Regions from separate parts of the Homo sapiens genome. Here regions 1, 2 and 3 are each linked to region 4. Evidence: chromatin contacts called from ENCODE Hi-C or POLR2A ChIA-PET data. All regions are on one chromosome and are shown on one strand. The core of a region is the stretch at or near the end of the contact, and the rest is flanking DNA. Distances in the headings are between cores, read along the strand shown. Region 1 has its middle 69 kb from the start of RNF38. Region 2 holds the start of ZCCHC7 (zinc finger CCHC-type containing 7). Region 3 holds the start of MELK (maternal embryonic leucine zipper kinase). Region 4 holds the start of FAM219A (family with sequence similarity 219 member A).

Region 1 (7,601 bases), core at 4,834-7,333, 2.0 Mb after region 4:
TGCAAATCAAAACTAGAAGGAGATACCACTTCCCACCCACTAGGAGGGCTATAATCAAAAAGACAGATAACAGAGAACAAGTGTTGGCAACAATGTGGAGAAATTAGAACCCTCGTACACTGCTGGTGGGAATATAAAATGGTGTAACAACCTTAAAAAACAGCACGGCAGTTCCTCAAAAGGTTAAGCTTAGAGTTCCATTTGACCCAGTAATTCTACTCCTACATAGGGGTGGGTTCGTGTTTACACAAGAGAAATAAAAATATATGTCCATGTAAAAACTTGTACACAAGTGTTCATAGCAGCATTCTTTTTTTCTTTTTTTTCTTTCAAGATGGAGTTTCGCTCTTGTTGCCCAGGCTGGAGTGCAATGGCACAATCTCGGCTCACTGCAACTTCCACTACCCAGGTTCAAGCGATTCTCCTGCCTTAGCCTCCCGACTAACTGGGATTACAGGCATACGCCACCACGCCTGGCTGATTTTATATTTTTATAGAGACAGGGTTTCTCCATGTTGGTCAGGCTGGTCTCGAACTCCTGACCTCAGGTGATCCGCCTGCCTTGGCGTCCCAAAGTGCTGAGATTACAGGCATCAGCCACTATACCCGGCCCATAGCAGCATTATTCATAATCATCCAAAATAGGATGCAATCCATATGTGCATTAACTGATGAATGGGTAAAGTATGATACACCTATACAACTAATATTTACCTACAAAAAGTAACAAAGTGCTGGCCGGGCGCGGTGGCTCACGCCTGTAATCCCAGCACTTTGGGAGGCCGAGGCGGGTGGATCACGAGGTCAGGAGATCGGGACCATCCTGGCTAACACGGTGAAACCCCGTCTCTACTAAAAATACAAAAAAAATTAGCCGGGCATGGTGGCAGGCACCTGTAGTCCCAGCTACTCAGGAGGCTGAGGCAGGAGAATGGTGTGAACCCAGGAGGCGGAGCTTGCAGTGAGCCGAGATCGGGCCACTGCACTTGAGCCTGGGCAACAGTGCGAGACTCTGTCTCGTGAAAAAGTAAAAAAAAGTAACAAAGTGCTGATACATGTCACAACATAGATGAACCTGAAAATACTATCTATTCTAAGTGGAAGAAGCCAGTACTGTTCATAAAAGTGCAAATTGTATGATTCCATTTATATAAAAGGTCCAGAACAGGCTAATCTACAGAGACAGAAAGTAGATAGCTGTTGCCTAGGACTGAGATGGGAGGAAATGGAGAGTGACTGCCAATGAGTGGAGGATTTCTTTTCAGGGAGATGAAAATGCTCTGGTATTAGATAGTGGTACTGGTTACACAACTGTGAATACACCAAAACCCACTTAATTGTATACTTTATTTGGGTAAATTGTATATGTAAATTTATATTTCGATAAAGCTGTTAAGAATGAGGTAGCAGGCACAATGGGAGGCTCATAAAGCGTAGTTTTAGTATTTTATTTCTTGACCTGCTTGGTAGTTACACACGTGGGTTCACACTATGATGATTCATTGAGCTGCAAACTTACAAGATATGAATGTTTCTATACGTATTTCGTATGTCAAACAAATGTTTCAAAAAATAAATTTATAAATACTGACTTGGAAAGAGACCCAACATTATTATAAAGTGGGAAAAAAGCAAGTTTCAGAACAATATATATACTATGGTCCCACTTTTTGTAAATTTATACACAACACTACATGAATATACACATATCCAATCCTCACTGACCTCTGCAGGATTCAAATAAAGGAACTTTTATTTTCTCTAATATACATTTCTATAACATTTTAAATTTTGCCATGTATATTTTTGTAATCAGAAGACAATAATGTCTACTTATAAAAAAATTTGAAAAGGCATAAAGACAGCCAGTTGCGGTGGCTCACACCTGTAATCACAGCACTTTGGGAGGCTGAGGCAGGCAGTTTCACCTAAGGTTAGGAGTTTGAGACCAGCCTGGTCAACATGGCGAAACCCCGTCTCTACTAAAAATACAAAAATTAGCCAGGCGTGGTGGCACGCGCCTGTAATCCCTGCTACTCAGGAGGCTGAGGCAGGAGAATCATTTGAACCCAGGAGGTGGAGGTTGCAGTGAGCCGAGATCACACAATTGCACTGCAGCCTGGGCGACACAGCGAGACTCCGTCTCAAAAAAAAAAACAACTGCAACTAATCTGATTGCTATTACATATATATATATATAATATATATATATACACACACACACACATATACACACACATACATATATGGGTAACAGTAATAGTGAAATTATCTTTTCCAACTATTTAAAATTATGAAAAAAATTAGATGTCTACTTAAAATTTTTCAAGATTTTCAGAGTATATATTCAAAATACTTTGAATATCACTAATTAAGGAGAGTAATTATGCAGCAAGAGAAAACAGCCCAGTGCAAGGAGGCTGCAGCTCTGAGCTATGGGGCCTGAGAGAAGAGCCTAGCCCTCTGTGGGCCTGTTTCCTCAATATGACAATAAGGAGGTCAGATTATGATTCTGCTGCTCTCTGCTTCAAGAGTCACTAACTGGGTGGGTCAGGCCATTTGGGATATAACATCACTACCAATAATAACACCATTAGCAGCAATAATAAAACCCACTATAGCTTTTTCAACAATTAATGTACACTTCCATGCATCATCTCTATACACAAATGCCTGCGCCTCTCACACAGGTAATTTGTGGACACACACCAAAATGGTACCTGTTACCACCTCTGGGATTATAGTGGGGAGAGGAATAAGAATGGAGGGTCCATCAGTCAGGTCCCAAAAGTAAAGAGATGGCAAATACAAATCAGAATAATCTGAGAAGGGTTTGTTTATAAAAGAAATAATTACAAAGTAGGGGAATAGAGGCTACAGAAACCATGGGGATGGAACAGAAATCAGGACTAGTAAAGGCAGAACAAGGCTGAGCAACAGTGGCTCACACCTGTAATCCCAGCACTTTGGGATGCCAAGGTGGGAAGACTGAGTGAGCTCAGGAGTTCAAGACTAGTCTAGGAAACACAGCAAGATTCCACCTCTACAAAAAATGTTTAGAAACTAGCCAGTTGTGGTGGCGCACGCCTGTTGTCCCTACTCAAGAGGCTGAGGTGGGAAGACTGCTTGGGCCCAGAAGCTCAAGGCTGCAGTGGGCCATGATCGCACCACTGTACTCCAGCCTGCTGGGCAGAGCAATGTTCTGTCTTAAAAAAAAAAAAAAAAAGGCAGAACAAGTATTGCTTCTAGAAGTGCCAAAGAAGATAGGAGACAGAGATTACCAGAACGCAGAATCCAGGTATATAATACATGCTACCCTGAGAGGTGAAGGGATAAATATTCTGACCTCCTTCTCTGGCCCTTCAATCCAGAGGGCCTAAGAGTTCTTTATCTGGGGCAAAGAGCCAGGTAGAAAAGAGTAGAGGATGGATCTGGAGAGGTAAAGAAAAGATATCCAGCCCAGATTTCTTTTAACTTTTTATAAAATTAAATACATGAGCCTGGCGTGGTGGCTCACGCCTATAATCTCAGCACTTTGGGAGGCCGAGGCAGGTGGATCACTTGAGGTTAGGAGTTTGACACCAGCCTGACCAACATAGGGAAACCCCGTCTCTATTAAAAATACAAAAATTAGCCAGGTGTGGTGGCGGGTGCCTGTAATCCCAGCTACTCGGGAGGCCGAGGCATGAGAATTGCTTGAACCTGGGAGGCAGAGGTTGCAGTGAGCCGAGATCATGCCACTGCACTCCAGCCTGAGCAACAAGAGCAAAACTCTGTCTCAAAAAATAAAAAAAAATTAGGCCAGGCACAGTGGTTCACACCTGTAATCCCAACACTTTGGGAGGCTGAGGCGGGTGGATCACAAGGTCAGGAGTTCAAGACCAGCCTGACCAATACGGTGAAACCCTGTCTCTATTAAAAATACAAAAATTAGCTGGGCATGGTGGCAGGTGCCTGTAGTCCCAGCTACTCAGGAGGCTGAGGCAGAAGAATTGCTTGAACCCAGGAGGCGGAGCTTGCAGTGAGCTGAGATCGCACCACTGGACTCTGGCCTGGGCGACAGAGCAAGAGTCCATCTCAAAAAAGTAAAACCTTACACAGAAACCTGAAGTCCCACCCTCCATAATCCTGGATCCTTCTCTCCAGAAGTAATCATCTTTGTTATCAGTTAGGTGGGGTTTACTGTTGGCCCTTTCTATATAGAGAGAGAGACATATCACAGTAAAATACAGAGAAGTGTTTTATGGAGTGCTATTCATTTAACATGAATGGTATTACTCTACTACTTTGTTCAATCTTTTTTTTCCCCCACTATTTTCAGTTCAGTTAGAAAATAATGTTCAAGGGCCAGGCACAGTGGCTCACACCTATAATCCCAGCACTTTGGGAGGCTGAGGTGGGCGAATCACCTGAGGTCGGGAGTTTGAGACCAGCCTGACCAACATGGAGAAACCCCATCTCTACTAAAAATACAAAAAATTAGCCAGGCGTGGTGGCATATGCCTGCAATCCCAGCTACTCGGGAGGCTGAGGCAGGAGAATTGCTTGAACCCGGGAGGTGGAGGTTGTGGTGAGCCAAGATGGCGCCATTGCACTCCAGCCTGGGCAACAAGAGCAAAACTCCATCTCAATAAAAAATAAAAAATATATATAATGTTCAAAGCCTGGTGCGGTGGCTCACACCTGTAATCTCAGCACTTTGGGAGGCCAAGGCAGGTGGATCACTTGAGCCCAGGAGTTTGAGACCAGCCTGGCCAACATGGCGAAAACCCGTCTCTACTACAAAATACAAAAAATTAGCCGGGAGTAGTGGCACCCACCTGTAGTCCCAGCTACTTGGGAGGCTGTGGAGGGAGGGTCACTGGAGCCTGGGGAGATCGAGACTGCAGTGAGCCAGGATCATGCCACTGCACTCTAGCCTGAGTGACAGAGTGAAACCCTGTCTCAAAACAAAAACAAAGAAAAAGGAAATAATGCTCAAGAAGCCAGGATGAGATGGATGGGCTTGATTCTCCTCGGTTGTTTCTACTCCACCACAGTGGCTCTCAGAACACACCCTGCCCTTCATGTGCATTAGCATCACCTAGGAACCTGTTTAAAATGAAATCTGCAGGCCCCACCCAGTGAGGTGAATCAAAAGCACTGGTGGGGGTGTCCAGCTTTTAAAGTCTAAGAACCACTACTCTACCTCCTGGTACTCAAAACTTTCTTCACCATCACCTGATGCCTTGCCAGAAATCGGCATTTTAACAAGATCCCCCTGGTCTACCTCAGGGCCACAAACCATAAGCCCCAATCCATAATGCTTCGCACCCATCCACACAGTGTCTGAGTGGTTTCTGGGAATGGGAAGTAGGGGAGGCCCACTGAAAGAGCAGTGGTTTTTCTCTCTTTGAATATGAATCTATCACTTACCAATCCTGTGGGAAAAACAGCACTGCATGCCCTAGTTAGACAAGAGTATGTTGTGTGTGTGACAGAAAGCACACAACTACCATTAAACTGCCATGGAAATTTATTCCGCTTAGATGTCACTGTTATGTTATAAGCTATTTTTCTTTTAAAATAAGGGAATTTCAATTTTAACCCCAGGCATAATAAAATTAACAAGATTGTCTAACCTTTGTTTGTATTGCTAATATTGTAGCAGGAATCTGTCACCTTAAAACAAACCAACCAAGGGGATATACCTTACCTTCTCTGCTCGAACAAGGACACCTTCACCAACATCTAGCCCCCACTTCCATGCAGCAGCCCCCATCTCCATACAGCATGGAGGAAGGAAAACTATTTCCAGTATTCCACCTTTAACTTCCTGCTGCCTCCCTCAAAGACTCATAGATTTTATTTCAAAATCTGAACCCGAAGGCCCCTAACTCCATCTCTCCCTTTGCTTCTCTCTCATTTTCCTCCACTGAGACTTCTCTGGTCTGTGGTACTGCAAACATGTCGGCTCTTCCAGCAAATCTACAGGTGAACTACGTACATATTTATGCCTAAGAATTGTACTGTCTCACTGCTCATTCCAGCTTGACTCAGCCTAACACAACGATGTGCTTTTTTAAGGCACTTCCAGTTTCACTTCTAGCTCCTACCAGGCTTCCGCCCCGCCCCAATGCAACATAGCCCCCTCAGTTTCCCAGACCCAGGAAGTAGCAAGGTCAATTCTGTGAGGCCCATATCCAATTTGACTTGCCTCTCTCTTCTTAAAGCAATCTTGGAATTAAAATTTCTAAAGCCCCCTTTCAATTTAATAACTTTTCTTCCATAGAAACAAGAGGTTTTAATCAAGCCTTAAAAATAAATTTGAGCCTTGTGTTTTTAATCACATAGCATTGGGAAAAATAATATAACTATTCTACCAAATTTCAAAAGGAAACATGTTTACATCTCAAATGTGCTACAAAAAGATCCTGGTATGGTAAAACTAGTTTGATTTCGACTCCCACCCCAACCTTTTTTAAACTTCTCCAACACAGTTCCAGAATAACTTGTCAAAATCACTTCTGAAGCGGTAATCCCAGCTACTCCAGAGACTGAAGTGATCGCCTGAGCCCAGGAGTTCCAGGCCAGCCTGGGCAAAATAGTGACTCTTATCTCAAAATAACAAAACAAAACTCACCCTGTCAATTAGACTCAAAAGATGTATAGTACTAACTAAACATTCCAGAGTCAAATTGTAACTTCAGTTTTTATCTCAACACAGAATTTATGAGTTGCACATAAATTTACTTTACTTCTTTTTAGAAATGGAGTCTTGCTATGTTGCCTGGGATGGTCTCAAACATCTGGCCTCAAGTCATCCTCCCACCTCAGCCTCCCAAGTAGCTGGGATTACAGGTGAGCCACCGCATCCAATTTACAAATTCACTTTAAAAAGTCAAATCTTTTCACTTCTTGCTTTGCTTCTTGGATTTGTTTGGGGAAGAGGAATGTTTCTTTTTTTTAGCAAATAATGGTAGCTTTTACTTGAAGCTTTAAAATATCAATTTTAAAAAAACAATTTTAAAATAACAATTTGTTTTCAACTATATATGCAGTTTTAATAAAAATATTAGATAATTCGATTACAAGAGTTCTTGACTTACATTCCTGCCATTAGCAAAGACAGTCAACAATGTCTTAAGAGCCACCAAACATATCAATCTCTAGATATGGTCTAAACCTAAGGTTATTTTAAAAACTAAGAACAGTGAGTGTGTAGAAACTCTTCAATTATCTGGATTAATCAGCTTTTATCCTGCCTGTATAGAATCAATGTCTTCCTCCTATGAATTCCACAGTTTAGTAATTATGAAAGGCAGAGAATTCATTTTTCCTTCCTAGGTATCCATAAACCAAGCTTCTCTAACCCATAGCCCAGGATGGCTTTCAATGCAGCCCAACACAAATTCATAAATTTCTTCAAGTGTATTTCATGTGTGGTCCAAGACAATTCTTTCAACATGGCCCAGAGAAGACAAAAGATTGGACATCCCTGGCCAGCAGTTAGCAGCACTCAAAGAAAAAACAGGCCTTATTCCAAAAGTTCATATAATCTGGCTTTGACCTTAGAAGCCCATTTTGCCATAGATCATTTTCTAAATGGTACGTTCCCAGGA
Region 2 (6,759 bases), core at 589-3,088, 2.7 Mb after region 4:
GGCGTGAGCCACTGCGCCCAGTCGCCCAGTTAATTTTTAAATTTTTAAATTTTTTTGTAGAGACAGCGTCTTGCTATATTACCCCGGCTGGTTTCGAATTCTCGGCCTTAAGCTATCCTCCCACTTCGGGCTCCCAAACAGGTGAGAGCTACCCCATTAGCCAGGCAGGCATTCAAACTTTATCAGGCCCAGAGGGACTTGAGTATGGTACTTCAGTTAGCACCATCCCATGTAGGTGGTGGTGGGGGTGGGGGTGGGGGGTAGGGGTGTGTGGCAATTGTTTAAAGGCATTTTGTTCTTTTCTTCCCAGTACCTGCATCACCCTTTATCTTCGTGTTCCTAAAATTTGTGATAGAAAGAACAATGTGTAGCCAATGGATAGCTTATGTTATTTTAGTGTCAATTCTTGGTATGTAGTTTAGCAAAAGCCTCTTCTTTTTTCCTTTAAAAATTCACTCGTGGCCGGGCGCGGTGGCTCACGCCTCTAATCCCAGCACTTTGGCAGGTCGAGGCCAGGAGTTCGAGACCAGCCTGGCCAACATGGTGAAACCCCGACTCTACTAAAAATACAAAAATTAGCTGGGCGTGGTGGCAGGCGCCTGTAATCCCAGCTACTTCGGAGGCTGAGGCAGGAGGATGGCTTGAATCTGGGAGGCGGAGGTTGCAGTGAGCCGAGACCGCGCCATTGCACTCCAGCCTGGGCAACAACTGCGAAACTCCGTCTCAGGAAAAAAAAAAAAAAAAAAAAAAAAAAAACCATAAAGAAAGAAAAAAATTCACTCGTAGCTGCTACAAGAAGTGTAATGGCTCATGCCTGTGATCCCAGTGCTTTGGGAGACAGAGGTGGGAGGATCGATACCTTTAAGCCTGGAGCTTCACAAGACAAAGAACTCAGTTGAAACTGCTGCTTATCGGATCACATATTAAGGGCAACTTGAATTGATGATCCCAGGTTGCCCTCATCAAACTTGGCCCAAATAAATTCTCCACTTATATTAACTTTGCCTCAGTTTTTCCTTTAGGTCGACAGTTATTTCTAAAGTTCTACAGATGGGTTTACCTTGTATTAAAATAAGGTGTGAGAAGGGCAAATGAAGCCAGAGGCTCCCAGCACAATCTTGCAACCTTCAGAGACTTCCAAAGGATCAGCATTAACTCCAATATTTAGCAGGAGTGCAGCTCTTCGAGATTCACAAAGTGTTAATCTGTTGCCTAGAATTCCAGAGAGTTGGAGGCGCCCAGTGTGAACTGTGTTCCGCCTAAAAGAAAAAGCGACCAGCCTAAGATCATGAGCGCAAGGGAGAAGCTTGAAGCCATGCGCTCTCAAGTACGCGTTTCCCGCTGCCCAGGTCTGCGGGCCAAGCAGCCAGCCACGCTGGCCCTCGTCATGCACGCGATCAGCTAGGCTCCCGCGCCACGTGGCACTGAGAAGGCGTCCACCGAGCGCCAGGGAGAAGGAGGCGGAGCCCGGCCTCAACCTCGCCCGTGTCCTCATGGGGGTTGTAGTTTTCCTCGCGGGGGTAGAGGGCACGAACTCCCCGGCTTTTGCCCGGTAAATAGCATCTCCTTCGTACGAGTCATTCAAATAATAGATGCAGCCTAGGTAGCTTCAAGAGAAGTTGGGAAGGGGAAGGGGGAAAGCAAGGAAGGCAAACCTAATAATTATGGGCGGGGCAGAGAACGGTTCGCACCCACTACGCATGCGCACATCAGGCGCGGCAGGTGGGCGGGGACGGAAAGGCGGTGACTAGAGCTGTGTTGTCCCCGGAAGTGCCTTCCCTCCCGGGTCTGCGCGGACGCGGCCTCCTTACCTCATTTGTCCTCGCCCCTCCCCGTCCCTCTACGCGTTTTGGTTCCCGGTTGGTGCTTCCTGTTCGCAGCTGCGGCAGTGAGTATGTGTGTGACGGACCCCCGCCGCCCGCGGCTCGGGACCCCTGCCTACCCTCCTTCTTGCCCGCCGGGCTGTGGAACTAGCGCGTGCCCCCTCGCCGGCCTCGACGTCTCCCGTCCGCCCCTCACTCGTGGCAGGGCGCAGCTCCTGGTCCGTCACCTGCGCGCCGCCCCACGCGGCCGGGCTGCGGGTCTAGGGGGTCCGCGTCTCCCTGGCTTTCCAAGGGCTAATGCCGTGATTCTAGAGCGGCTGGGCGTCTAGGGCCTCGGTGAGGGTGGCGTGTCTGCCCTTTTTATTTCCCCGCAAGGCCCCCAGTCTTCTAGGGAAGCCAGTCAGTGAAGCGCGGAGGTCCCGGCGCGCCGAGAGAGAGTCCAGTCTTTGAGGACCGAGTAGTCCTGGGCCACCTCCCGCCTCTGCTGTCAGAAGCAGCAGCTGCAGCAGTAGAATCCAAAATTTCGGGAGCTGTGACCCTTTCCTCATGTAAAACGAGTAGACTTGGACTGTGTTTACTAAGGCGCCCTTTATCCCTCCCATCCTGTGAGCGGACAGTTGCCTTCAACTTTTGGGAAGAGCTGCTGGTTCGGTGGAAAAGCTGTGGCTGGGAATCAGGAGGCCTGGGTTCTAGCCGTGGCTCCCCCACGGATTCGCTGGCGATTCCAGAAAGCTCTTATTGAAGCTGAATTTAAGATTATTTCAGATTGCACAGTTGAATTACGGGCTGCATTAGTAGGGCCTTTTTAGCTCAGTGAATAAGTTTCTCTGAGCTCCTTTCTCCAACTATAAAACGAGAGCGTTCAATTTGATGACTTTTCAGGTCCCCTCAGAAGCTCTTGACTTTGTGGTTTTCTTTTTCTTTTTAAAATTTTTTCTAGGACCGTTAGAGAAATGACTTCGTGTTTGAATAGTTAGGCTGTCGCATACAAAGACTTTTAAATGGATTGTGTGTATACTTAGGAAAGCGTTATGCTTTCAGGAGAATCTGAGCATGGGGAATAAAGTCAGGAAGGATCGCAAGTGAGGATTATATTAATATGATAATTAGCACGGTAAGAGACTGCATGACCGAAGGAAAAGGGCTAAGGGAAAGGTGAAGGAAATGTTTCCGGATAGGATTAGTTCTCGTAAAAATCATATATATATCCCAAGAAGAGCTGGGACTTAAGTGACTAAATTTAGCTTATTTTTTTTCCCCCACTGAAATACTGTGCTCTGTTTGTCTTTTGTGACTTTTGTTTTACACATTTGGATTCTCCATCCCAATCAGATTTGATTCAGAGTGGCCATCGCATTTGAAAAATGGACAGACATTTTAACCCTTTAGACAATTGTGTTTCAACTGTCCTGTCAGGGCAGCTTACTAAGAGTAAGAAAAATTTTACTTTGAAAGTAAAGTGTATTCATCACATTCCAATGAAAATTGGACTGAAAATGAGGCTGTGGATTTGATTTAAATCGGCCGGAGATGGATGCGTGTGTCATCAAGAAGGAACATCTAGGGAGGCTAAAGATATTTGGAAGTAAATAAGAGCAAAAGGTCAGAATGACCAGTAGGTAGACTGTGAGAGCAGAAGGATTGATTAAAGACTGTGTTAAGTAAATGCTGAAAGCTTAAATAAGCCTTAAGTTGTCTAGTTTAAAACAATTCAGTCAATGAATACTGCTCCCTCTTTTGAATGGTAATAGCCTTTGCAGTTATTCTATAGCTGTTTTATATTTGTTAAGGTATTTTAATTCTTAGATAAGTTTCATTTGCATGATATTTTAAGATGTTATATAGGAAACATCTTTTCTGGTCATGGGATTGATAGTTTTTGAGTACCAACTTGGGAGATTCTTAAATGGCAAACTGACAAACGTGTGTTTTCCTTACACCTAAAATGTCTCATTTAGTTTTTAAACTCTGCTGGGACATAAAATGGATATTTGTGAGGTAAATTTAGGTGTTAGAACCAATGCAAATATTGCAATGAAGGAAGGTTTTTCTTCAAAAAATCTTAATTTGAAGTTAACTTATTTGAAAATTTTATTTTGGGCCATGTGCGGTGGCTCACGCCTGTAATCCAGGCACTTTGGGAGTCCGAGTGGGGCGGATCACGAGGTCAGGAGTTCGAGACCAGCCTGGCCAACATGGTGAAACCCGTCTCTGCTAAGAATACAAAAATTACCCAGGCGTGGTGGCGCGTGCCTGTAATCCCAGCTACTTGGGAGGCGGAGGCAGGAGAATTTCTTGAACCCAGGAGGAGGAGGTTGCAGTGAGCCGAGATTGCGCCACTGCACTCTCACCTGGGGGACAGAACGAGACTCCGTCTCAAGGGGGAAAAAAAGAAATTTGTTTAAAAATTTTAGTAAACAGTTGGCTGAGAATCACAGAAATGTGAATCACTTCTAGCCGTGTTCTTAACCAGCTGCATAACCTTGAATAGGCTTCCTATCTCTTTGTATTTCAGTTTCCTGATGGGAAGATTGAGGAGTCTGTATGAGATAATCTGATTTTGTTACCTAGTTAGTATACTTGGGAATCATGTACAGGGATAAAAAAGCTGAGAAAGCCTTCTGAGTCAAGGGTGTGTGTGTGTGTGTGTGTGTGTGTGTGTGTGTGCGTGTGCGTGTGTGTGTAAAAAACATATATTGTCTTCCAAGACACTTTTTAAAAGGGTAAATTAAATTCATTTGAACGTAATTAAAGCAGTAACATTAACGAAAACAACCTTAGGCAGACCTTAACCCTGGCATACATAAACTACCTAAATAAGAGAGCACGTTATGCCCAGCACAATTTTCAAGTACAGACGGTACAAAATCCTCTTAAAGGCCATAGGGGCTAAATTGTTAAATTCATTTTTCTACATTTCAGGGAAAGAGATAAATCCTTTGACCCAAGGAAGTCAGTTTTTATTATGGTTCTGTAGTTTATTTTTGGCATACATTCACAGGTGTGCCTATGGCTCTATTCTTAATCCCTTTCCTTTGGGATGGCTGCAAGAGTAGTACAAACTTGTAACTTTGTAATTTGGCTTTTTAATTTTTTCTGTGCTGCACTGGAATTATGTTTTGTCTTAAGTCCACACTGGATCCTCAGGATGGATCCAGTGAGGATTTTGAAAGAAGCATAATTCCTTTGACTTCTTTTAGAATTAATTTACCTATTAAATAAAAAGGAAAGGATTCATCTTTTATTCGAATTCCTCTGAGGCTAACAATTCAATATAAACTGATGAATGCTGTGAGCATTATTCAGACAATCACATTCAATTTGTGTGACAGTAACAGCATAGCCACCTGAAGGACAGTGCAACAAGGGCACAGGTATATGATACCCTTTAGAAGAAAAGCATTACAGGTGGGTTTATTTGTTTCTGGAAAACAAACAACTCCAGTAGGAATGTAGTACATTTTTGGCTCTTGTCCATTTGGTTTTTGGGATTAAGGTGGTTCTATTACCAGAACTACCACCACAACACCCTGGTATTTTTGGGCAGAAATTTGGGACACTAAGAAAACAACTATTTTTTATTTTATGTGTATAGCTGTTAGTGGAAGAAAGAATAAATAGGCATCATTATTGCTCTTTAGGCTGTCCCTGATTTTGGACACACACTTATTTTTTCAGGGCTCTCATTTTAATCAGTAGTCCATCAGTACCTAATGGAAACATCTACTGTGTAGAGTTTTGGTTGCTGATGCTAGAATTTAAGACTTTGGAGTAGTCGAAAGACAACAGAGAAATTCATCTCATAATTTTTGTATTTTAAGCACATACTAGATTTATCAGGGCTGAAGAACAAATGCCCGATGGTGTAGTTCATTTATTCATTTATGAATTCAGCAAACGTTTGTAGCTGACCCCGAAAATACCAGTTACCCTGTTTGGCTTTGGTGATTCATTGTTTAGCAGAGTGCATATAGTTCCTGCCCTCCTGGGATTTGTGATCTGCGTTTCTTGGAAATTTATATTGAATAAGTAATTATAAATGTGATGAGTGTTTTGACATGTAAAGTACTTATGGAAGCCCATAAAAGGGGCTCTTAATTTAGCCTGGTTGCAAGTGATTTTGAGCTGAGTTTAAAAGATGAAGGCTGAGGAGGATTTAATATGCTCACAGTAGAAAGTAAAGTGTTTCACTTTACACATTTATTCCCAAAGCTGGGAGTTTTGTCTCAATATTGGGTCATTATTAAGTTTGTATTTATACATTATAAATATACATTGTAAAAATATACATTTTTGTAACTAGTACAGAGTTTTTAGACAGTCTGCTCTGTTGCCCAGGGTGAAGTGCAGTGGCATGATCTCGACTCACTGCAGCCTGTGCCTCCCAGGTTCAAGCTATTCTTGTGCCTCCACCTCCTGAGTAGCTGGGATTATAGGCGCACACCACCACACCCAGCTGATTTCTTTATTTTTAGCAGATATGTAGTTTCACCATCTTGGCTAGGCTGGTCTCGAACTCCTGACTCAAGTGATCCACCCGCCTTGGCCTCCCAAAGTCCTGGGATTACAGGCGTGAGCCACTGCACTGGCCCACCCTTGTTTTATTTTTGAGTTGGGTTCTTGCTTTGTCACCCAGGCTGGAGTACAATGGTATGAGCATAGCTCACTGTAACTTTGAACTCCTGAGCTCAAGCGGTTCTCCCACCTCAACCTCCTGAGTAGTAGCTGGGACTACAGGTTTGCACTGCCATGCCTGGCTAAGTTTTTAGTTTTAATTTTTATGGAGATGGGGTCTTACTGTGTTGCCCAGGCTGTTCTCAAACTTCTAACCTCAACGTGATCCTCCTGCCTTGGCCTCCCAAAGTGTTGGGATTACAGGCATGAGCCACTGCCAGCTCAGGCATTTTTATTTATTCTTTTGGCCAATGATCAGAGG
Region 3 (7,543 bases), core at 4,833-7,332, 2.1 Mb after region 4:
TTGCCCGAGGCTGGCTAACCTGCAGGCCCACAGAAGGCAAAGGGCTTTGCACTGAGAGGCGCCTTCAGAGACTGGACGCCAGCCTTTTTCTCCCGTTCCACTGATGACTCAGCCACACATGGCACTGAGACTCGTGGCATTCACTCTGCCAACAGAGAAGCACAGCTCTCACCCTGCTTTGGCAGGCCTGGCACACTCCTATGGTGGCCCAGCGTCTGCTCTGGCTTTCTCTGAAATGTAAATCCATTCTTTTCCTGGTCAGCACACCTCCCAGCTCTAGCCTGGCACACAAGGCTCTCTCACTGGGTCCCCTGCTTACCAGCTCTTCCTCTCCTGCCTTTTTCCATCCTGTGCTCCACCCAACTGGCCTTTCTCCACGGTGACTTGTGTTTTCTCGCCCCCTGCTTCTGCACACATATTTTCCCCTGCCTGGGGAATGCTCTTCTTCCCCCGTTGGATTTTTCTATTATTTTCAAGGCCTGGCTCCAGTAGAAAATATTTCAATCACTTCCCTCTGAGCTGGAAACAAGATAGCTACCTGCACTTGTATTTAGCACTTCTATGGGGTCCTTCATTAGTGTTAGCCAACTGTAGTATGGGCCTGTCTATGGGTCTGGTTCCTCTGTCTGTGAGCTCCCTTGGGCAGAAACCATGTCTCATTTCTTCATTTCTCTGGTATTGCCCTGAACAGGGCCTGGCACAGGGTAGACATGGGTGACTGATGAAAGAATGAATAGCACAAATTACCCTGTGAGAGAGGGGCAGGCTTTTGAGTATAGAGATGATGCATGGATGTAGCACATAAATCATTTAAAAGACTGTTGTGGGTTTTATTATTGCTGCTAATGGTGTTATTCTTGGTAGAGATGTTACATTCGGCCAGGTGCTGTGGCACACTGTAATCCCAGCACTTTGGGAGGCCGAGGTGGGTGGATCACCTGAGGTCAGGAGTTCAAAACAAGCCTCGCTAACATGGTGAAACCTCATCTCTACTAAGAATACAAAAAATTAGCCGGGCGTGGTGGTGCGTGCCTGTAGTCCCAGCTACTTGGGAGGCTGAGGCAGGTAAATCGCTTAAACCCAGGTGGTGGAGGTTGCAGTGAGCCAACATTGTGCCACTGCACTCCAGCCTGGGTGACACAGTGAGACTCCATCTCAAAAACAAAACAAAACAAAACAAAAAAAACAAAGAGATGTTAAGAAGTTACATCCCGGCCAGGCATGGTGGCTCATGCCTGTAATCCCAGCACTTTGGGAGGCTGAGATGGGCAGATCACGAGGTCAGAAGTTCTAGACCAGCCTGGCCAATATGGTGAAACCCTATCCCTACTAAAAATACAAAAATTAGCCGCATGGTGGCGCACGCCTTTAGTCCCACCTACTTGGGAGGCTGAGGCAGAAGAATCACTTGAACTGGGGAGGCGGACGTTGCAGTGAGCCCACAGCACTCCAGCCTGGGTGACAGAGCAAGACTCCATCTCGAAAAAAGGAAAAAAAAAAAAAAAAGGATGTTACATCCCAAATGGCCTGACCTACCCAGTCAGGCCATTTTTTTTTTTCTTTTGAGATGGAGTTTTGCTCTTTTTGTCCAGGCTGGAGTGCAATGGCGCGATCTTGGGTCACCGCAACTTCTGCCTCCTGGGTTCAAGTGATTCTCCTGCCTCAGCTTCCCAAGTAGCTAGGATTACAGGCATGCGCCACCATGCCTGGCTAATTTTGTATTTTTAGTAGAGATGGGGTTTCACCGTGTTGGTCAGGCTGGTCTTGACGCCTAACCTCGTGATCCGCCCACCTCTGTCTCCCAAAGTGCTGGGATTACAGGCGTGAGCCTGCACAGCGGACCAGAGATCTTGATGCTCTTCTTGTAACTGTTTTAGGGTACCATGAACTATACCCGTAATTAGACTGCAAACTTAATTGATAAATATTGTGTGTGTTCTGACTGCTTCACTGGCTGATTGTTCCCCGTCTCTTTCCCTCTCCTCAGGCGTTCCTATTCCCTGAGACACAACAATGTTGAAATTAAGCCAATTAATAACCCTACAATGGCCTCTAAGTGTTCAAGTGAAAGGAAGAGTCACACATCTGTCACTTGAAATAAAAATCTAGAAATGATTAAGCTTAGTGAGGAAGGCATGTCCAAAGCTGATAGGCTGAAAGGGAGGCCTCTTGTGCCAAATAATTAGCCAAATTGTGAATGCAAAGGAAAAGTTCTTGAAGAAAATTAAAAGTGCTACTCCACTGAACACATGAGTGATAAGAATGCGAAACAGCCTTACTGCTGATAGATAGTAGTCTGGATAGAAGATCAAACCAGACACAAAATTCCTTGAGCCAAAGCCTAATCCAAAGCAAGGCCACAATTCTCCTCAATTCTGTGAAGGCTAGGAGAGGTGAGGAAACTGCAGAAGAAAATTTGGAAGCTAGCAGAGGTCGGTTCATGAGATTTAAGGTAAGAAGCTGTAGGCTGGGTGCAGTGGCTCACGCCTGTACTCCCAGCACTTTGGGAGGCCGAGGCGGGCAGATCAACTGAGGTCAGGAGTTTGAGACCAGCCCAACCAACATGGAGAAACATCGTCTCTACTAAAAATACAAAATTAGCTGGGCGTGGTGGTGCATGCCTGTAATCCCAGCTACTTGGGAGGCTGAGGCAGGAGAATCACTTGAACCTGGGAGGGCGAGTTTGCGGCGAGTTTGCGGCGAGCCGAGATGGCGCCATTGCACTCCAGCCTGGGCAACAAGAGCGAAACTCCGTCTCAAAAAAAGAAAAAAAGTTGTCTCTGTAATATAAACGTGCGCAGTGAAGCAGCAAGTGCGGATGTAGAAGCTGCAGCAAGTTATACAGAAGATTTGGCTAAGATCATTGATGCAGGTGGCTCCACTGAATAACAAATTTTCAATGTAGAGGAAATAGTTCTAGGTTGGAAGAGGAGCCATCTAGAACTTTCTTAGCTAAAGAGAAGAAGTCAATGCCTAGCTTCAAATCTTCAAAGGACAGGTTGACTCTCTTGTTAGGAGCTAACGCAGCTGGTGACTTGGAGTTGAAGCCAGTGTGCATTTGCCAGTCTGAAAATCCCGGAGCCCTTATGAATTATGCTGAATCTACTCTGCCTATGCTCTATAAATGGAACAACAAAGCCTAGATGACAGTATAACTGTTTATACTAGGGTTTACTGAATATCTTTTTTGTTTGTTTGTTTGTTTTTTTGAGGCAGGGTCTCACTCTGCCACCCATGCTGGAATGCGGTGACGTAATTATAGCTTACAGTAACCTCGAACTCTTGGGCTCCAGTGATCCTCCTGCCTCAGTCTCCTGAAGAGCTGGTATTACCAGCATATGCCGCCACAGCTGGCTAAGGTTTACTGCATACCTTAAGCCCACTTTTGAGACCTACTTCTAAGAAAAAAAGATTCCTTTCAAAATATTAATGCTCATTGATAATGCCCCTAGTCACCCACGAGCTCTGATGGAGATGTACAAGGAAATGAATGTTGTTTGGATGTCTGCTAACATAACATCCATTCTGTAGGCCATAGATCAAGGAATGATTTTGACTGTCAAGTCATTTTATTTACAAAATACATTTTGTGAGGTTACAGATGCCATAGATAGTGATTTTATGCTGGATCTGGGCAAAGTAAAATGGAAGCCTTCTGGAAAGAATTAACTCTTCTAGATGTCATTAAGAACATTTATGGCCGGGCACGGTGGCTCACGCCTGTAATCCCAGCACTTTGGGAGGCCAAGGCAGGCGGATCATGAGGTCAGGAGATCAAGACCATCCTGGCTAACATGGTGAAACCCCATCTCTACTAAAAATACAAAAAAATTAGCCGGGCATGGTGGTGGGCGCCTGTAGTCCCAGCTACTCAGGAGGCTGAGGCAGGAGAATGGCGTGAACCCAGGAGGCGGAGCTTGCAGTGAGCCGAGACCACGCCACTGCACTCCAGCCTGGGTGACAGAGTGAGACTCCATCTCCAAAAAAAAAAAAAAGAACATTTATGATTAATGGGAAGAGGTCACCATATCAACATTAACAGGAGTTGGGAAGAAATTAATTCCAACCCTCATGGATGACTTTGAGGGGTTCAAGACTTCACTCGTGGAAGTAACTGCAGATTTGGTGGAAACAGCAAGAGAACTAGAATTGGAAGTGAAGCCTGAATATGTGACTGAACTGCTGCAATCTCATGATCCAACTTGAATAGATGGGGAGTTTCTTCTTACGGATGAGCAAAGAGAGAGTGCTTTCTTGAGATGGAAGCTCCTCTTGGTGAAGATGCTGTGATCATTGCTGAAATAACAACAAAAGATTTAGAATATTCCATAAACTTTGTTGATAAGGCAGTGGCAAGATTTCAGAGAACTAACTTTGAAGGAAGTCCTGCTGTGGATGAAATGGTATCACACAGCATCACATGCTACAGAGAAATCTTTCATGAAAGGAAGTGTCCATCGATGCAGCATTGTTGTTTTATTTTAGGAAATTGCCACAGCCATCCCAACGTTTAGCAACCACCACCCTGATCAATCAGCAGCATGGAGGCAAGACCCTCCACCAGCAAAAAGATTATGATTTGCTGAAGATTCAGATGACCATGTTAAATTAAGTTTAGCATAAAGCTGCCTCCTTATGCATTTTAAGTTCAGACTAACAATTTATTTCTTTCTCTCTCTCCCTTTCTCTCCCTTCCTTTCCTTTCCCTTCCCTTCCCTTCCCCTCCCTTCCCCTCCCTTCCCCTTCCCTTCCCCTTCTCTTCCTTTCTTTCTTTTCTCTCTCTCTTTCTCTCTTTCTCTTTTTTTGAGACGGAGTCTTGCTCTGTTGCCCAGCCTGGAGTGCAGTGGCACGATCTCTACTCACTGCAACCTCTGCCTCCCAGCAGAGAGAATCAAGAGATTCTCCTGCCTCTACCTCCTGAGTAGCTGGGATTATAGGCTCGCGCCACCAAGCCCGGCTAATTTTTTGTATTTTTAGTAGAGACAGGGTTTCATCATGTTGGTCAGGCTGGTCTCGAACTCCTGACCCCAAATGATCTGCCCCCGCCCCCCCACCAAAGTGCTGGGATTATAGATGTGAGCCTTTGCACCTGGCCTAACAGTTTCTCCATACATAGTGAATTGTAGACAACTACAATTGTAAATGTGTAAAGAGACTGTAACCTTGTAACAAGTAGCGAGTCTCAGTCAATCACAGCAGCGGAGTTTTGGCCAATCACAGGTGGCCAACTGTTTAAACAGTGCTCAAAATAGTCAGAGGTTGAGTTGCAACCAATCCAGCTGTTTCCATACTTGACTGCAATTTCTGTAAGTCATTTTCCTTTTTCTGTCCATAAATGTTATTTGAACATATGGCAGCCCGAATCACTCTGAACCTATTTTGGTTCCAGGGATTACTGGATTTTGGACTCATTCTTTGGTCAATTCAACTCTGTAAAGTTTAATTTGTCTAAAGATTTTCTGGGCCGGATACAGTGGCTCACGCCTGTAATCCCAGCACTTTGGGAGGCTGAGGCGGGAGGATCGCTTGAGCCCAGGAGTTCGAGACCAGCCTGGCCAACATAGCGAGATCCCGTCTCTACCCACAAATAATTTAGCCAGGCGTGGTGGCGCGTGCCTGTAGTCTCAGCTACTGGGGTTCTTATTCCTCGTGGCAACACATTTTGGAGAGGGGGAGGTATTCCTGTCTTTGCTGGGTGGGAGAACGGCCAGTGGGCAAGGGAGGACGAAAATGAGAACTGTGACTGCCAGAGGGCACGTCAATTTTAGGAAGAGAACGTAAGAAAGTTGGGTTCTGTGGAGACTTGGCATATCCACGCCACCTGGAAAATCATCACGTGCCCTCCGGGGCAAGACCAAGGCCTCAAGTCACCCCTCGCAGCCCAGTGGACCTCCCGGCCATCCCTTTCACGGCTCCACAGCGACCGCGAGCCGTTGCCCCGGTGAGAACCCCCCGGCACTGTGCGCGCCCCCGCCTGCCGTGCGCGTCCGCTTCCCTGGGATCCGGCGCCGCGCGCGCCCCCGCCGCGTCCCCGCCCCTTCCGGCCCGGGAGATTTGATTCCCTTGGCGGGCGGAAGCGGCCACAACCCGGCGATCGAAAAGATTCTTAGGAACGCCGTACCAGCCGCGTCTCTCAGGACAGCAGGCCCCTGTCCTTCTGTCGGGCGCCGCTCAGCCGTGCCCTCCGCCCCTCAGGTCAGTTCTCCCGCCTGCCCGCCGCAGTCGCAGTTGATGGCTGGGGTCTGGGCTGTGCGGGGCGCAGCGGCCCAAACCCAGTTTGCTCCTGGCTCTCGGGAGACTGGAGGATTTCATCGGAGCCCCGCGCTTTACCAGCCCTGTTCCCTGGATAAGATATTTGACCTTTCCGACCCGCGGTTTTCTTCTCCGTAAGTGGGGATAATGACCGTGTCTACTTAACAGGGTTATTGAAGAGGTGTTCAGGCTAAGCGTTTGCCACCTAGGAGGCTGCGATAGACGTGAATTCCCATTTCCCGTTTCCAGTTTCCGTGACTCTTCCCCGCGAAAAAAGTTGACAGAAGGGTTTCGAGTTTTTTCTGTTTGTACAACTCAGTTTACTGGGGCAGTGCAATAAAAAAGGAGATGTGTTATCACTACCTTTTCAGAGTCCAAATCCATCCTCTCCTATCATCTCCCCAGAGTAGTGGCTTCAGAGGCTCACACTAAAAGGGGAATTTTTTTTCTTTTTCTTCAAGACGGAGTTTCGCTCTTGTTGCCCAGGCTGGAGTGCAATGGCGCGATCTCGGCTCACCGCAACCTCCGCCTCCCAAGTTCAAGCGATTCTTCTGCCTCAGCCTCCCGAGTAGCTGAGCTTACAGACATCCGCCACCACGCCCGGCTCATTTTTTGTATTTTTAGTAGAGACGGGGTTTCACCACGTTGGCCAGGCTGGTCTCCAGCTCGTGTCCTCAGGTGATCCGCCCGCCTTGGCCTCCCAGAGTGCTGGGATTACAGGCGTGAGCCACCACGCCCGGCCTAAAAGGGGAATTTTCACCGAATGCTGTATCAGTAATAGGAGCAGCAGGATTGCTCCCACCAAGAAACCTGGTGTAGGGTTGTGGGAGCTGGAAAGGGTAGACTCAGGGAAGGCTGCCCAAGAGAGGAATCAGGTCCCTAGCACTTAGGACGGGTAATTACCTTTGGTATTTCTCCTTTGTTAGTGGAATGAGGTGAGTATCAGGAGCCTGGATTGTTGTTTAGAGGCCAGTGTTCCTAACTTTGGTTTAAATTTTGGTTTCTGTTTCCCATGGAGTCTGGCTAGAAAATCAGAAAAATCAGAAAAGCCCTTACTGGGCCTTCGTGGGCTTGTTTCTCCCAAGGGTCTGTCCTTTCTGTGTAACTACTGTGGACCAACTAGATGGGCAGATCAATCCCAATGAGTGCCTCATTGTTGGTGCTCCCAGAAGCCTTTGCAAGGGAGCAGGGCAGGATGCTAATTAAATGTGTTACAGGCCACATTATAAACCATTCTGAGCCCGGCGTGGTGGCTCACGCTTGTAATCCCAGCACTTGGGGAGGCCGAGGT
Region 4 (7,845 bases), core at 4,027-6,526:
CGCTGTAGCCTACCCACTGAATTAATGTCCCGTCCTGACCATCCCCATCCATCCCTGAGTGTCAGGAAGCAGTAGGAGTCTGAAACTCCTTCCCAAGCTCATGTAGTCAGAGTCAGAATCTCAGCATTCCTCACCCTCTCCCAAAGCAGGGTGTCACTCTTTCTCATGACACTTCATTGATCTCTACTCTTTTTGACATATATCTAAAAACCTTCCTATAGCCATCTGAGCCCATCCTTCTCTTGGCCACCCACTGGAGAGATCTTACTTGTCCCTGTATCCTTAAAGTACCTGATCTGAGTAGATGCTCGTGAACTAAACAAATGAGTTAACTGATAACCTGGTTTCAGTGACGCTACAGTAACATTTCTTTCAGCTGTGCAGAGACCCTATCTGGTGCCATTTGCCATTCTTTAAGTCTCTTTGGTCCCTGAGAGCACAGGAGGCAGGGTGTTGCCTGACACAATTAAGTGCTTAAAAGCTCCATTTGTTCTTAAAACAAATCTCTTCCTCTCCAATTGCAGCCGAAGAGAAGACATAGACTGTGCGGCTGCACCAACAAGCTGAGCAGACAGACAATAGGGCCAGAGAGCCTATCCCTGTTTCTCATACAAACAATATACCGAACTCAACCCAACTGATCAACAGAGAGCCTTGGGCTGCTGGGAACTTCTCTAGATCAGTGAGGTGTATGGCTCAGACACAGAGCTGACACACAAAATGTGCCTATCCCTGGCAGTTTCTTTGGGAGAATCTGTGCTCAGAAACACTCAGGATTGTCTGAAAGATAGATACAGCAGGAATGGAGTCCAGTGGATAGGTCTCTAAGAGGAGCTCTCACTCCTTTCATAAGAAGACAGGAGGCCAAGTGCGGTGGCTCACGCCTGTAATCCCAGCACTTTGGGAGGCCAAAGCGGGCAGATCATGAGGTCGAGAGATTGATACCATCCTGGCCAACATGGTGAAAGCCTGTCTCTACTAAAAATACAAAAATTAGCTGGGCGTGGTGGCATGCGCCTGTAGTCCCAGCTATTCAGGAGGCTGAGACAGGAGAATCACTTGAACCCTGGAGGCAGAGGTTGCAGTGAGCCAAGATCACACCACCGCACTCCAGCCTGGGCAACAGAGCGAGACTCCGTCTCAAAAGAGAGAGAAAAAATAAAGGAGACAGGAAGAGACCCTGGGGAGCTCTCAGGGATAGACCAGGCCTGGTTCAGCTGCTGAGTTGCAACAAGGCCAATTAAATAATTGGTGTGATGGGGAAAGGAGGGAAGCCACTCCTTTCAGGCAAACTCCCACCAGAGACAGGAGGCTCCATGCAGCTGTGACAACAGCAGCAGCAATAACAGGGCAGGGATCTCCTCCTCTTCCTCCCACTAGCTGAGATCTAATGCTTAAATTAGCACCTTGGAAACACCCAGATCTGCTGGCTGCCTTCTCTCCCAGTTCTGCCACGCCCCCAGGCCTTCTTTTCAAGCCTGAGTTTCTCTTTCAATTAAATAATTAAAAAAATAAAGATGTGCTCCCCCTAGAGTTTATCTTTCCAAGTAGGCAATGGCCTCTGGATTCTTCCCATCACTATGGGATGGGGAGAGTTATTTGATGATGGCGCCCATGTGACAAGCCTCTATCCATACAGCTTGGTCCAGAAAGGGGCAATGATGATGACACCAGCGTTGCCTGGCTCCCTTGAGGCTTAATGAGTCAGCCCCTACTCTGCCCTCAGTGGAGGATCACACTAAGAGAGTGAGCAAGAGAAACAAACTTTGACACACTGTGGGCTCAAGGGCAGGGTCACATCTGTGTCTGTGTTGCTAACCACTCTATCCCTAATACTCAGTTTAATATTTGGGACAGAGCAGATGCTCAATAATTATTTGGTAAACCAATTGCTGAATCAATGATATCAGGTCTCTGTGGTATTCTTTAGAAGGGAGAGTGAGGAGCTATTGTTTAAACTTTAAAGAGATAGTTTGTCTTCATCTCATAAATGGAAAAACAATCGAGGAAGGAGGAGAGACTTCCTAGAGGTCTCAATAAATGGCAAAAAAATGAAATAGGTCATAGCTAAGTCTGAGCCTGGGACCCTGGTTTTTATGGCCTATCCAAATACCCTTAAAGAGCCACTTTGCCCTCTTTTTTGCCCTTTACCTCTATGATATGCTATCTTGATTTTTTTTTTTTTTTTTTGGAGACAGAGTCTTGCTCTGTTGCCCAGGCTGGAATGTAGTGGTAGGCACACGGCTCACTGCAGCCTCAACCTCCTGGGCTCAAGCAATCCTCCTGCCTCGGCCTCCTGAGTAGCTGGTACTACAGGCATGCAGCACCATGCTGAGCTAATTTTAAATATTTTTGTAGAGATGGAGTCTCACTGTGTTTCCCAGGCTGGACTATCTTAATTCTTTATGCCCCAAAATGAAGACTCCTGAAGAAACATCACACAAGATTCTGCTGGTCTCAACAATACACAGGGTATTTAAAGGGTTTTGAGGTGCCTCTGGAATACAACCTGGGGACAGAGGTCAGGAAGCGGGGCAATGTCTATGACCCTCAAATGAGGGATGACTATATTGCTATTTCCATAAGGCTCTCACTCAAACTCAATAAAGTATTCTCAGGCCGGGCATAGCAGCTCACTCTTGTAATCCTAGCATTTTGGGAGGCCGAGGCAGGCAGACCACTTGAGGTCAGGCATTCAAGACCAGCCTGGCCAACATGGCGAAACCCTGTCTCTACTAAAAATACAAAAATTAGCCATGCGTGGTGGCAGGGGCCTATAATCCCAGCTACTTGGGAGGCTGAGGTAGGAGAATCGCTTGAATCCAGGAGGTGGAGGTTGCATTGGGCCAAGATCGTGCCACTGCACTCTAGCCTGGGTGACAGAGAGGGACCCTGTCTCAAAAAAAAAGAAAAAAAAGTATTCTCTTGCACAAGGGTGACTTTAGCAGTTAAAGGGGTCTGAAGGCAGTCAGAGCTTTTCTAAGTGCCTCCTTGCCACAGATGCTTCTCCAACTCCAGGGCCACACAGACCGGAAGCAGCTCAAGAGTTCTCTACCCAGCCAAACCACTATTCAGAATTTCAGGCAATAACAGAAGCACCAAGGACAACTGAGAGCCTGGTGGCTCTATTTCTTCTCCCCTTTCCTTGAACAGCTATTTCCTTCCTTTTTGAGAACCCCAGATGGGTGACAAGAAACAACTCATTGCTTCCTTTTCCTGACACACTTGAACCTCCTCTTCCTTCATCCACCCTCTATTTTGATTCTTGATTAGATGCTTAGAACTGGAAGGGCAATCTCGTTTGACAAGCCAGGTTAGCTAGAAAGAGAACTCAGAAAGGAAAATTATCTTCAGCCAGCCCAAAGTCCTTCTTTAAGTTCATGGGATGGACTTCTCTCCAGGATTTTCTGGCTCCCAAATAATCCAATGATGGCATGAGGCTAGGAAAAAGTCCTGCAACACCTCTCTCCGGTTTAATATTGTATGCTTCTGTAAAACTTCTTTGTTTTGGCTCTTAGAACTGTCTAAGCAGTCATGAAAGGGGGAAAAAGCCTTTGTCTCCTGCTAAGTGGCCACTAATGATTCTCTCTACCATCCCTCAAAAGGTGTGACAAAAAGGTGGTGATGGGTCCCTGCCGAGGCCCATCTTGGCTGCTGTAATGGGTAGGTTACTCGCCCAGGAAGCTACAAAGCACATCTGTCAGCCAGGGGGTTATAGGCCCAAGGGTAGACCTGTTTCTGGCCACCCTGCCTAACACAGAAGCAGAACTTCAGAACTTGGAGAACTCAGCTCTGCTCCAGCCAGCACAGCTCAGAGAAATGGGGCATCCACACTTTCGGATTTGTAGCCCACCTTGCCTCCTTCCAATTCCAGCTCAGGCTCCAGGGGGATAAAGCGAACACAGCCTAGACATTCCCTCTCTTCCCCCCTCACTATACGAGCTGGCTAGGCCTCCACGTCTCCCACCCGGTTGCCTGACAGACAAGCGAGGTCAGGGAGCCCCCTGGGCGGTGGCCAGCAAGCATGGTCTCCCTTAGGCCTAGCCTCGGTGCACCCGAGTTGCCCTCCCCCTTCCATTCCCTCCGCGCCAGCAGCGATGACATCATTCCTCCCTGACTCCGGGACCGCGGACAGGCGGCAGGATCCGCGCCCAGCAAGGACTTCAGGCACGTAGGCCTAAGATGATGGGGGCTCTTCCCAACCAGTGCGCACAGGCAGCTCCAGCGCGACCCCACTTCCTCTCCCGTCGGTTCCCGAGCACTCTCATCTGCACCCCGATTCCCCATCTGGTCGCCGCGCACTCTCCTTCCCGGTTTAGATGCCCCCAGCCTGGTCTGCCTGCGCTCCCCACCGGAGAACGGAATTCCCAGGTTCTGCACCAACCACCTTCCCCCACTGGGTCCCTCGCCCCGGCCCAGCGTTCCTGTCCGTATATCCAGCGGACAGGCGGGCAAGCCCCTCCTCTTCTAAAAGCTGATTCCCAATCTCTCTTAGCCTGACGGCTCCCCCGCCCTAAGCATCACAGGCCTCTAGGACTAAACGCCTCCCCACCTCCCATCCCAGACCCCTGGGCCTGCCGCCGGCGGTGCCCCATGGCAGTTCCCTCGCCAGTCCCTGCTATGGGCCTCCACTAGCGGTGTGCACCTTTGTGCCCCCTCCGTTCCATCCGACGGTGCCCTGCTTCCACCGACGGTGCCCTCCGCCCTTACAGGTCCCTTTGCTCTCATCCAGCATATTCTCCCACGGTTTTCTTGTCCTGCAAGTCCCCGTCCCCCGGCAATACGTTTTCAGGGATCTCTTTGCCCCATCCGATGGCGCCCCTCCGCACGATCCCCCCGGCCTGATTCCCTCCCTCCCCCTCAAGCGACGCCCCCTCCGGCCTTGGCCTGCCCGCCGCCCGCCCCCTCACCAGCGGCTGCATCTCCGAGTGCGCGGTGGGCACCTGGAACCGGTCGATCTCCTCCATCATGGTGCCGGCGGGCGAGCGGGCCAGGGGCCGGGCGCGGCCGCGGACGCCGACAGGACCGCGCGGGGCGGCGGCCCCAGGAGCCCGGCGGGTGGTGCAGACTAGGCCTCCCCGGACCACTCGGGCGGGCAGGGGCCGGGCGGATGCAGGGGTGGGCGGGGGCGAGAGGTTCGCAGACTGGCTGAGGCCGGCGTGACTCCGTGGGCTTGCCTAGCACTACCGCGGCTGTGGCCGGGCCGAGCCGCAGGTCTTGCCTCGCCTCCTACTCCGCTGCCGCCTCCTGTCAGCAGCTCAGCCACTGCGGTGACTCGGCAACTCCACTTCCGGGTCCGGGACACCGCCCGGATCTTGCATTATTCATGAGGAGGCGGTGCCTGGGGACCCCAGCCCCACCCACATGCGGGAGTTCCGAATGCGCGCGGCCGCCCAGCTGTGATTCCTGAGGGGGCGGGGCTTAGTGGAGACTCGCTCGCCGCGCGCCCAACCCCGCCTCCTTTCCGGGCCGGCTGGGCGCGCCGAAGCGCCTGCGCCTTGGCTGCTGGTCGGTTGCTGGGTAACCGCGTCAGGGAGTTGGATTCTATCCTGCAAGGGCACGGGGACCCACAACGACGGCTGTCCCTAAAGAACCGTTGCGACTGGTAACTGAAGTGGAAGAGAGTCCAGATTTCTTGTGTGTGGTCAAGGAGACGGACAAACTTTTTGTCTTCAGACGAGGGAGCGTTTTGTAGGCTCTCCAGGGGTTGAGATGATTCCTGCTTCTGCGAAGGCTCCCCATAAACAGCCTCATAAGCAGGTAACGTACGCACACCTTCCTTCTGATGACCTCTGACCTTCGTCGTCGCCAGTGACCACTAATCATACCTCTCCTACTGATCCTTGATCTTTTCTCTGTTGACCCCAGCCTTCTCACCCCCGTGACCTCTGGTAAGTGCTCCCACTGACCTCTGACTCTGTCCTACTCTTTCCCACTAATCCCGGCCTCCTCTCCCATACTACCCCAATCCACCGTTTCTTACCTCTCTCCTTTTATCCACCATTCCCATCTCTTCACTTCACTTTACCCCATGGACTCATTCTGACCAGTCTATTCTCCTTAACTTCCCCATCCCCATTCCCACGAGTCCCTTCCTCCTTGTTCTCACATTCTTGTCCCAAAGGAATTTTTCTTTTTCTTTTTCTTTCTTTCTTTCTTTTTTTTTTTTTGAGACAGAGGCTCGCCCTGTAGCCCAGGCTAGAATGCAGTGGCGCCATCTCAGCTCTCTGTAACCTCTGCCTCCTGGGTGCAAGCGATTCTCCCACTTCAGCCTGACGAATAGCTGGAACCAAAGGCATAGGCCACCACGCCCGGCTAAATTTTGTGTTTTTGGTAGAGACGGGGTTTCCCCATGTTGCCCAGGCCCGTCTCTAACTCCTGAGCTCAAGCGATCCTCCTACCTTGACCTTCCGAAGTGCTGGGATTACAGGCGTGAGCCACGGCGCCCAGCCTCAAAGGCATTCTTTATCCAACCCTTTGCTGTGTGCCTAGCTCCAGGCTAGGTGGGAACACAGCTCTTGCTGTTTGGGAGCCCACAGAGGGTGTGCAAGAGAACTAAACAGAATACAGGACAGGCTATGTGCAGGAGTGTGATTTTATTTTCTGTGCTGGGAGATTTATGAGGAGAGAAAGGGCAGGCAAAGAGGAAGAGGAGAGAGGCCCTTTTCTCATCCCTGTCCTCACCCCCACAGTGCACAACCCAAACACTCTGCCCCAACTATTTCTAGAGCCTCATATCTCTCTCTTCCCTGCGAGCCCCTGGTCCACTCCTATGATTCATTCAGCTATGTGAACATTATGCTCTTATTACCACCTGGACAGATGTCATCCCTTCTCACAGGAAACCCGAGTCATCCCCCACTTAACCCACTGAGCACAGAGTTCTGCTTTCTTCCTCAGCATCACCACGGAAGGCAAGGCAGTCCCAGTTTCCCAAGGAGTCTTCTGTGGTGAAGCAACTCAGTCCTTCAGGAACTTTTTCCAAACCCTTTATGAATTACCACTCAGGCTAATGTGTAGTTTCTAGCTCTGGAAAGCAGGACTTCTATATATTTATTCCAGATTTACCCCACTCAAGTCTAGGTACATTGAGGTTTAGAGAGCCAATCTCCATGCTACTTATGACTTTGCATATTTTGGTCTGGCCACCTCCATGTTAGCCTTTGCTCCTCTGCCTCTTTTACCTGGGCTTCTGTAGCAGATGGACCTGACTTTCTTAGGTCTCTGCAGCCTTGGGGAAGCTGCTAGTCCCATATGAACATGCCCTAATTTTATGTTGGGGTTGGGCTTTACGTTGAAGTTCATGTACTGTGTTTGAGCCTCCTGACCCTATATTTACAGGCAGTTTGCTTTTATTTATTTTTTATTTTTGTATTTTTTATTTTTGAGACGGAGTTTCACTCTTGTCACCCAGGGTGGAGTGCAGTGGCGCAATCTAGGTTCACTGCAACCTCCACCTCCCCGATTCAAGGGACCTGCCTCAGCCTCCCAAGTAGCTGGGATTACAGGCATGCACCACCATGCCTGGCTAATTTTTTTTTATTATTTTATTTTATTTTATTTTTGAGACGGAGTCTTGCTCTGTCGCCCAGGCTGGAGTGCAGTGGTGTGATCTTGGCTCACTGCAAGCTCCGCCTCCTGGGTTCACGTCATTCTCCTGCCTCAGCCTCCCAAGGAGCTGGGACTATAGGCGCCTGCCACCACGCCCAGCTAATTTTTTTGTATTTTTGGTAGAGACAGGGTTTCACTGTGTTAGCCACGATGGTCTTGGATCTCCTGACCTCGTGATCTGCCCGCCTCGGCCTCCCAAAGTGCTGGGATTACAGGTGTGGGCCACCGCACCCA

The links. Hi-C counts contacts between places; a loop is a spot of excess contacts on that map. ChIA-PET counts read pairs that join two places held with the same protein, here RNA polymerase II (POLR2A). Pooled maps may share reads with other maps.
Region 1: a pooled map shows a loop between it and region 4 (6-fold over the local background). The contact joins the enhancer-like site here to the promoter of FAM219A in region 4. A Hi-C loop is called at or near these places in 2 of 168 maps with a recorded cell type or tissue (ascending aorta and tibial artery) and 10 of 50 pooled maps.
Region 2: a loop to region 4 is called in a map of naive thymus-derived CD4-positive, alpha-beta T cell, with 23 times the contacts of the local background. The contact joins the promoter of ZCCHC7 here to the promoter of FAM219A in region 4. A Hi-C loop is called at or near these places in 2 of 168 maps with a recorded cell type or tissue (naive thymus-derived CD4-positive, alpha-beta T cell and vagina) and 6 of 50 pooled maps.
Region 3: a map of naive thymus-derived CD4-positive, alpha-beta T cell shows a loop between it and region 4 (15-fold over the local background). The contact joins the promoter of MELK here to the promoter of FAM219A in region 4. A Hi-C loop is called at or near these places in 1 of 168 maps with a recorded cell type or tissue (naive thymus-derived CD4-positive, alpha-beta T cell) and 7 of 50 pooled maps. POLR2A ChIA-PET finds 5 or more read pairs at or near these places in 1 of 52 experiments (AG04450).

The regions. Positions count from the first base shown.
Region 1 is chr9:36,465,033-36,472,633 of GRCh38, forward strand. It overlaps a transcript of RNF38 not described here. Among named protein-coding and RNA genes, the nearest start is that of RNF38, 69 kb to the left of the region's middle. Within about 2 kb of position 6,084, at least 30 of the 41 ENCODE cell types and tissues checked have a DNase peak (open chromatin) inside an H3K27ac peak, as active enhancers do; they include ascending aorta, where a contact is called at or near this core.
Region 2 is chr9:37,118,736-37,125,494 of GRCh38, forward strand. ZCCHC7 (zinc finger CCHC-type containing 7) reads left to right here and starts at 1,839. Exons shown (of 9, transcript NM_032226.3): 1 at 1,839-1,888. It overlaps LOC105376034 (a long non-coding RNA gene), which reads right to left and starts at 1,665. Exons shown (of 3, transcript NR_188580.1): 1 at 1,061-1,665. RefSeq lists an enhancer at 1,501-1,580.
Region 3 is chr9:36,566,813-36,574,355 of GRCh38, forward strand. It overlaps MELK (maternal embryonic leucine zipper kinase), which reads left to right and starts at 6,083. Exons shown (of 18, transcript NM_014791.4): 1 at 6,083-6,195. RefSeq lists an enhancer at 4,802-5,301 and a silencer at 5,885-6,164.
Region 4 is chr9:34,453,294-34,461,138 of GRCh38, forward strand. It overlaps FAM219A (family with sequence similarity 219 member A), which reads right to left and starts at 5,277. Exons shown (of 6, transcript NM_001184940.2): 1 at 4,911-5,277. The coding sequence starts at 4,970. DNAI1 (dynein axonemal intermediate chain 1) reads left to right here and starts at 5,512. Exons shown (of 20, transcript NM_012144.4): 1 at 5,512-5,760. The coding sequence starts at 5,713. RefSeq lists enhancers at 3,443-3,943, 5,075-5,615, 5,178-5,472, 5,569-5,638 and a silencer at 4,949-5,198.